2 separate regions of the Homo sapiens genome follow, and region 1 is linked to region 2. The links are chromatin contacts, found by Hi-C or POLR2A ChIA-PET in ENCODE. All regions are on one chromosome and are shown on one strand. The core of a region is the stretch at or near the end of the contact, and the rest is flanking DNA. Distances in the headings are between cores, read along the strand shown.

Region 1 (3,373 bases), core at 619-3,118, 1.4 Mb before region 2:
AAACAAACAAATAAAATGAAAGATGTAACATCAAACACGTTATTCCTTAAAAACATGTAAACAAGGGAATCTCATTCAAACAAAGAGCTTTTCCTACCTAACCAAAAATCTGCTTTTTTCTTTTTTTTCTTTTTTGAGACGTTGTCTCGCTCTGTCTCCAGGCTGGAGTGCAGTGGCGCAATCTCGGCCCACTGCAACCTCCGCCTCCCGGGTTCAAGTGATTCTCCTGCCTCAGCCTCCGGAGTGGCTAGGATTACAGGCGCACACCACCATGCCCGGCTAATTTTTTATTTTGGCGAGGCTGATCTGGAATTTTTGTATTTTTAGTAGAGATGGGGTTTCATTCACCATGTTGGCAAGGATGGTCTCAATCTCCGGATCTCGTGATCCGCCCACTTCGGCCTCCCAAAGTGCTGGGATTACAGGCCTGAGGCACCGCGCTCGGCCTGGTTTGATTTTGATAGGTGCAAAGAGTTAATCTCAACTTTCAGTTAACTACTGGACACTGGTGTGCTCCTTTATTCCCAGTATTACACCAAGGAAAACGTTCCAGAAACGTCGATAAGCCGGTGGTGAATTACTGCCATCGGAACATTTACGGCATTCAAAGACAGAAAAAACTTCATCTTGAAAAATCACAATCCAAAAACAACAGCCATTCTTACACCAATTCATAAAAAATATGTGAACCACTTTATCCCTAAATACTGCAAAAACATCAAAATGAGGGAACAGTGGAACAACAGAGGTAAGAGGTAACTGCTAGAACCAGGATTAGAAACTAATTCCTGCCTTCTTCTGAACTCTTTTGCTACATCCTCCTTCCTCGCCAGTTTTCATGGGGTTGTTGGTGCTTTTATTGCAAGTTTCCTTCCCTTTCTTCCCTATAGCACTGTGTTCCGTCAACTCTGCGGCTCTATCACTGGAGGCTGTAGAGGCATCCGCTGATACACCAACAGCCTGCTAATTTCTATGGGGAGTAATAGTACTGGCTGCACCTCAAGTGCTTACAGTCTAGTTGACCATTTGTTTCTCTTTTTTTAGGGTCTTTAAAAGTGTTATTCTTTGTCGCCCTTTGTTTCTGAGTAATGCTCACGATGATGCTGATTCAACCACTGCTCTTCTGGGATCGGGGACCCCAGAAAAGAACCCACCGCCCGAGAGCCAAAGTGGAGGGGTGACCCTCCTCCCCTTTTCCTGCCACAGCTCACACTCTCAGACTTTTTGCTCTTAAAGTCCCTGGGCAGCCCCAAGGAGCCCCCGCCTCCTCCCGGGCCGCCCACGCGCGGCACCCCTGGAAGAAGGCGACCCCACGCCCCCCCTGCCCGGCTCGACCCAACTGACAGCGAAGCAGGATGCAGTTGGTGTCCTCCTGGCTGGCCACCCAGCTCAGCGAGTCGCCCAGCGGCCGCCGGCAGCCGGAGCACAGGAACACCAGCGGCCTCTCCTCCGCAGCCGCCGCCTCCTCCTCCAGCTGCGCCCTCTCCATGTCGGCCACCGACGCGTCTTCGCTCATGGAGCTCCACATGCTCGCCCACTTCTGCAACAGCTGGTGGCGGCTCGAGTCTTCGGAGAGTCTCTTGCCCAACAGCGAGGAGTCGCTGCATTTGCCCTTGTCGCCGCACTCACAGCCGCCAGCGCATCCTCTGCTACACCTCAGTGACCGAACGCCTGCCATTACCTACAAATCGCCCGCGCCCCAGAGCGCCATGGGAAAAAAAACCGCCGCTGCTCATGCGCGGGGCGGGGAGCGGTGGCGGAGGCCGAGAAGGGGCAAAAGCCTGAAGGGGGCGGGACGGCGGGCGGCCTCTAGTGCGCATGCGCGCCGTGCGGCCTTGGCCAAGCGTGATAGTCACTGCGCCTGCGTCAGGTTTTCCAGCCTGAAGAAATTGATGATGCAGACCTGTTTGCTTGTCTTCCTAAGGATTATTCACCCCTTTCCGTGGGAGGGGCAGCGTCACTGAGAAAGTTACGGGTTGCAAGCTTGAGTGTCTAAGAACCGCCTGGCGAGCTTCTTAAGCAGATCGCCAGGTTCCATCTTCGCAGACTCTGGTTCAGCAGGTAGCAGGTTAGCCCGAGAATCTGCATTTCTAACAAGCTCCTAGGCGTGCCCACGCTGTCAGTATTGGCAGCCCAACCTTTTTTGGGGGGTGGGGGGGGGAGTTTTTCTATGTTGCCGGTCTCGAACTCCTAGCCTTAAGCGATCTTCCCTACTCGGCCTCCCAAAATGCCAGGATCGCAAGCGTAAGCCACTGTGCCAGACCACCACCCTTTTTCTTCTTTTTTGTAAGTGGACTAATTATAGTTGTATATAAGCAGCTCCACTTTTGATGACCACTGCTCTATTTTGTCGGCTCCTGGGGACCTCCTTTCCATGAAGTGGAGAAGGAAGGGGATAGAGGAGTCCCTCATCACAGGGTCCTTTTGCGCACTGCTATCCCTGGAATGAGACCCTGGGAAGGGCCCCGGATCACTCAGGCTGTCACTGCAAGGAAAAAGTTGAGGAAGCAGCAGTGCCCCTGGAAAGCCTGGAAGTGTCCCTGCTGCTTGGATCAAGGAACAATTCGTCCTTGCAAGGAAGAAGCATCCCTTGTTGATGATAAGGACAGATTTCCTCAGCTGCCCCAGAAAGCCAGCCTCTGCCTAAAACACCGTAGGTCAGGAGGGAAAGCTGGCGGGGAACCAGCCAGCTGCACCACAGACAGTCTGGTGGTATACCTGGGAAGAAAGCTACCTGCAAGGACCTACTCTGTTCCTACTACGCTCTGGGTGTCCCCCAAGTCACTGCCTATTTTGCTTGGTTGCATAAACTATTTATGTAAATGTACTTCCAATTTTAGTGCTTACAGCCACTAGCAAAAAGCAAAAGCTTTGGAGTCAGTGGTCCTGGTTAACTTACCCCTCCCTCCACAAGGTAGTAACAGTGTAGGGAACTGTGGAAAAGGCTGTTTGCCTTCCCTGAGTCTAATTCTTCATGGAGTAAATGGAGTCTGTTTCTTCAGTACTACACCAAGTTGTTCATGAGGATCGAGTTTTCTAATATTCATGAAAATACTTTGTAAACCCTGGCACACCATGCTCATGTTAATCACCTTCTTACTGGAAGAAAATGCTTTAGATAATTTAGGCTTTTTTTTTTTACCCATAGAATTCCCTTCCTTCCTTCTGCTTTTTTTTTTCTTTTCTTTATTTTTTCAGAGATGATGTTTCAGTATGTTGCCCAGGCTGGTCTCGAACTCCTGGCCTCAAGCGATCCTCCTGCCTCAGCCTCCCAAGTAGCTGGAACTACAGGCATGCCTCACCATACTTTGCCCCTTCTACTTTTGTAGAGCCAAGCCTGACCTTCCTGGACTGTTGTTTTCAAGCATAATAT
Region 2 (3,054 bases), core at 322-2,821:
TCAATGTAGTTCATTGGGTCTACAAAAAGAGCATAGTTAATCTTAGAAATATTTCATTGCACAAGGCTGGCAGCTTTATCTTGTATGGCGAACTACCTCACTTTCAAATCTAAACGTCTTATCCCCTGCTGTAAGCTGGAACAGAGGCATCGATAAGGGAAATTAGTGATAAAAGGTAGTAATTATACACTGCAATGGCTGCGGGATCTGATTTAGAAGTCATAACTGACCCGAGTTTGAATCGGGGCTTTCCTACTTATTAGCGGTATGACTTTGGGCTACTTAATTTTAACCTTTCTGGGCCTGAGATCCCATATCTTAGATAATAATAGCAGTTATCTCAGAGGGTTGCCATAAGGATTAAATAATACCTGCAAAGCACTCAGCGCAACATCATACTTTCAGAAATGTTGGCTATTTTGACTATTATTTCTGTAAATTGGGCACATCTCAATTACAGAGAATCTCTAAAGTAGTTCTGAATCCCATCTCATAGAGTTGCAAAGGGTTTGGTCAATGCAACCTTATTTTTCCCACCTTTTAATTTCTGCAGTAGGCTACTGTAGCAGCCACTAGCACAGGTGGCTATTGAGCACTCCAACTGTGTCTAGTCGGAATTGAGATGCGCTGTTAAGTGGAAAATACACATCAGATTTTGAAGATTTAATTTTGAAGAATTAATTTTTTAATTTAATTTTGAAGATTTAATACGAAGAAAAGAACGTAAAATCTCAATTTTTAAATATTTGTTTAAGCGTTGAAATGATAATGTCTCAGATATACTAGGCTAAATGAAACATATAATTAAAATTAATTTCACGTGTTTCTTTTCACTTTTTAAATGTAGCTACCCCAAAATTAAAATGACATAAGGGACTCGCATTATATTTGTACTGGACAGAGTTCAGGTAAAACCTTTCTACTCATAACGTGGACAGCAGCACCTGGGAGCTTCTTAGAAACGCAGATGTTCGGCCCCGACCCAGACCTATCCCAAGGCGATGCTTACATCTCGCTCCAGATGATTCCGCCGTTTAGCATAATGAAGAGGGCCGATCTGGCTCAAAAGCCACATACAGCGAATAACTACTAACTGCTTTCCGAAAACAGCAAAGTGATGAGGAAGAAAGAAGTGGCTGAGAAGAAGTAACAGAGAAAGAAAAAGACACTCAAATTCTAGGAACAAGAAGCAGAGGAGAAAAACCCAACCTGGGAGATTAAGTGGAAGGGCACTCCCAGACCTCTGCCTCCATAAAAGTAGAGGGAGATGCAAACTGAGATAAGACCTACAATCAAAACCCGTCAAGGTCCAGGAAACTGTCCCTCAAATCTAGTCTTACCCACCCCTCAGCGGCCTCAGCTAAGCTAGGCCTGGGCCCGAACAAGTCCCAGGTTAGGGTTCGACGCGAACCACCATCCTCCCCAGGGCTGCACGGTTCTGTGGGGCATCTCTCCACCTTTCGCTTAAAGGCCCGTTTCCCAAGACACAGGACGCGTTTCCCGGGGCTCACCTGCCTCTGAGCCGCCCCAACGGCCTGCACCTTCACCACCGCCACCTTCCAGTCCTTCGTCAGAGAGCCCGCCCCCTGCTCCCATTGGTCAGGCCGCTCGTCACTCCTGAAGGGCGGGGTCGGACTCGCGAGGCTGTCCAGAACGCCATGGCAACCGGTCTCGGAACTACATCTCCCGTCATGTTCCGCTCGGGGGCGGAGAAAGAGGCGAGGCCCCGCCCCAAGGACTACCAATAAATGGGCGAAGTTGGAATCGCCCGGATGGGTTCCGTTTTATGCAAATTTTAGCCGAAGACCACACCCTTCCTCATTCCAACCATAGGCCCGGCCAACCCCTTTGGGTTGTGCTTCGCCTTTTTCCTTTCCACATTATTCTCTCCTTGAAAACCTCCAATAATTAAGTCAATTAAGTGCATCCTATCTAGTGTCTCTCACGGCAACGAGCAGATGCACCGAAATCGTGCAACAAAATCTCCATAAACCACGATAGGCAACCTCAGACCATAAATCTCCTGTTACGCCTACATGGGGAGGAGGGGGAGAGTGCTAATCCTGCCCCCACACAGCCCCTGCTGATTGGCTCATTCGGCTTGTCACTCTGTTGTCTTACATTTCTTTGGCTCACCCTCTTTGGGTTCGCACGGTGGGCGGGGCCAGTGGTAGGGGGTGGTGAGAAGGTGCGGGCCCCTTCTTCCAATTGGCTGGCGGTTTCCCCACCCACTTATGGGCGGAGATGGATGGTGGATGGGGGGCGGGGGAGGCAGCGGAGGGAGATGAGGAGATAGGCGGGAGCGAGGGAGCGAGGGAGGGAGCGAAGGAGGTAGAGAAGAGTGGAGGCGCCAGGGGAGGGAGCGTAGCTTGGTTGCTCCGTAGTACGGCGGCTCGCGAGGAAGAATCCCGAGCGGGCTCCGGGACGGACAGAGAGGCGGGCGGGGATGGTGTGCGGGGCTGCGGCTCCTGCGTCCCTCCCAGCGGCGCGTGAGCGGCACTGATTTGTCCCTGGGGCGGCAGCGCGGACCCGCCCGGAGATGAGGTGAGGAGAGGGCTGCAAGGCGGCGGCCTGGACCACGGGCGGCTGCAGCGGGGGCGGGGGTCGGCGCGGGGGTCTGCGCGATGGCTGCCCGGGGCATCCGTCCCGCGCCCGGCGCTTGTCTCCCCGGCCGCCCTTAGCCCCTCGCCGCGCGCCCGAGAGACGGCAGCGGCTGCCCCTCTGCCTTGTCCTTCCCGTCCTCGGGGGTGGCGGCGGAGTGGCGGGCGGACCCGCACTGGGAGGCCGGGGGCCGCGGTGGGCCGTGGGGTGGCGGCCGCGGGACGGGCGTGGGGATGAATGGGCGCCGCGGCCCCGCCGCCGAGCGGGCTCCCTCCTCTCGCGGGGACCCCGGGCGGCCGCTCCTTCCCGGGCTGACCTCGCTGCCCTCGGCCGCCGGCGAGGGGCGGCCCGGCCTCGCCTCCCGCCGGCCTCCCGGGGACCCGCGTTGGCGGGAGCGGCGCCGCCTCTGCCTGGAGCCCCGGCTCCTTCCTCGGCCCCTCGCTCGCAAGCCTG

The links. A loop is a pair of places that touch in the nucleus more often than their neighbours do. ChIA-PET counts read pairs that join two places held with the same protein, here RNA polymerase II (POLR2A). Pooled maps may share reads with other maps.
Region 1: a loop to region 2 is called in a map of CD8-positive, alpha-beta T cell, with 21 times the contacts of the local background. The contact joins the promoter of MIS18A-AS1 here to the promoter of CRYZL1 in region 2. A Hi-C loop is called at or near these places in 5 of 168 maps with a recorded cell type or tissue (B cell, CD14-positive monocyte, CD8-positive, alpha-beta T cell and 1 more), 7 of 37 single-sample maps with no recorded cell type and 12 of 50 pooled maps. POLR2A ChIA-PET finds 5 or more read pairs at or near these places in 1 of 52 experiments (T-cell).

Annotation. Positions count from the first base shown.
Region 1 is chr21:32,277,337-32,280,709 of GRCh38, forward strand. MIS18A-AS1 (MIS18A antisense RNA 1) reads left to right here and starts at 1,869. Exons shown (of 1, transcript NR_046576.1): 1 at 1,869-3,373. MIS18A (MIS18 kinetochore protein A) reads right to left here and starts at 1,713. Exons shown (of 5, transcript NM_018944.3): 1 at 1,345-1,713. The coding sequence starts at 1,678. RefSeq lists enhancers at 962-1,463, 1,464-1,963, 1,907-2,126.
Region 2 is chr21:33,640,170-33,643,223 of GRCh38, forward strand. CRYZL1 (crystallin zeta like 1) reads right to left here and starts at 1,572. Exons shown (of 13, transcript NM_145858.3): 1 at 1,512-1,572. It overlaps ITSN1 (intersectin 1), which reads left to right and starts at 2,332. Exons shown (of 40, transcript NM_003024.3): 1 at 2,332-2,544. RefSeq lists an enhancer at 1,311-1,720 and silencers at 2,191-2,530, 2,541-2,640, 2,961-3,054.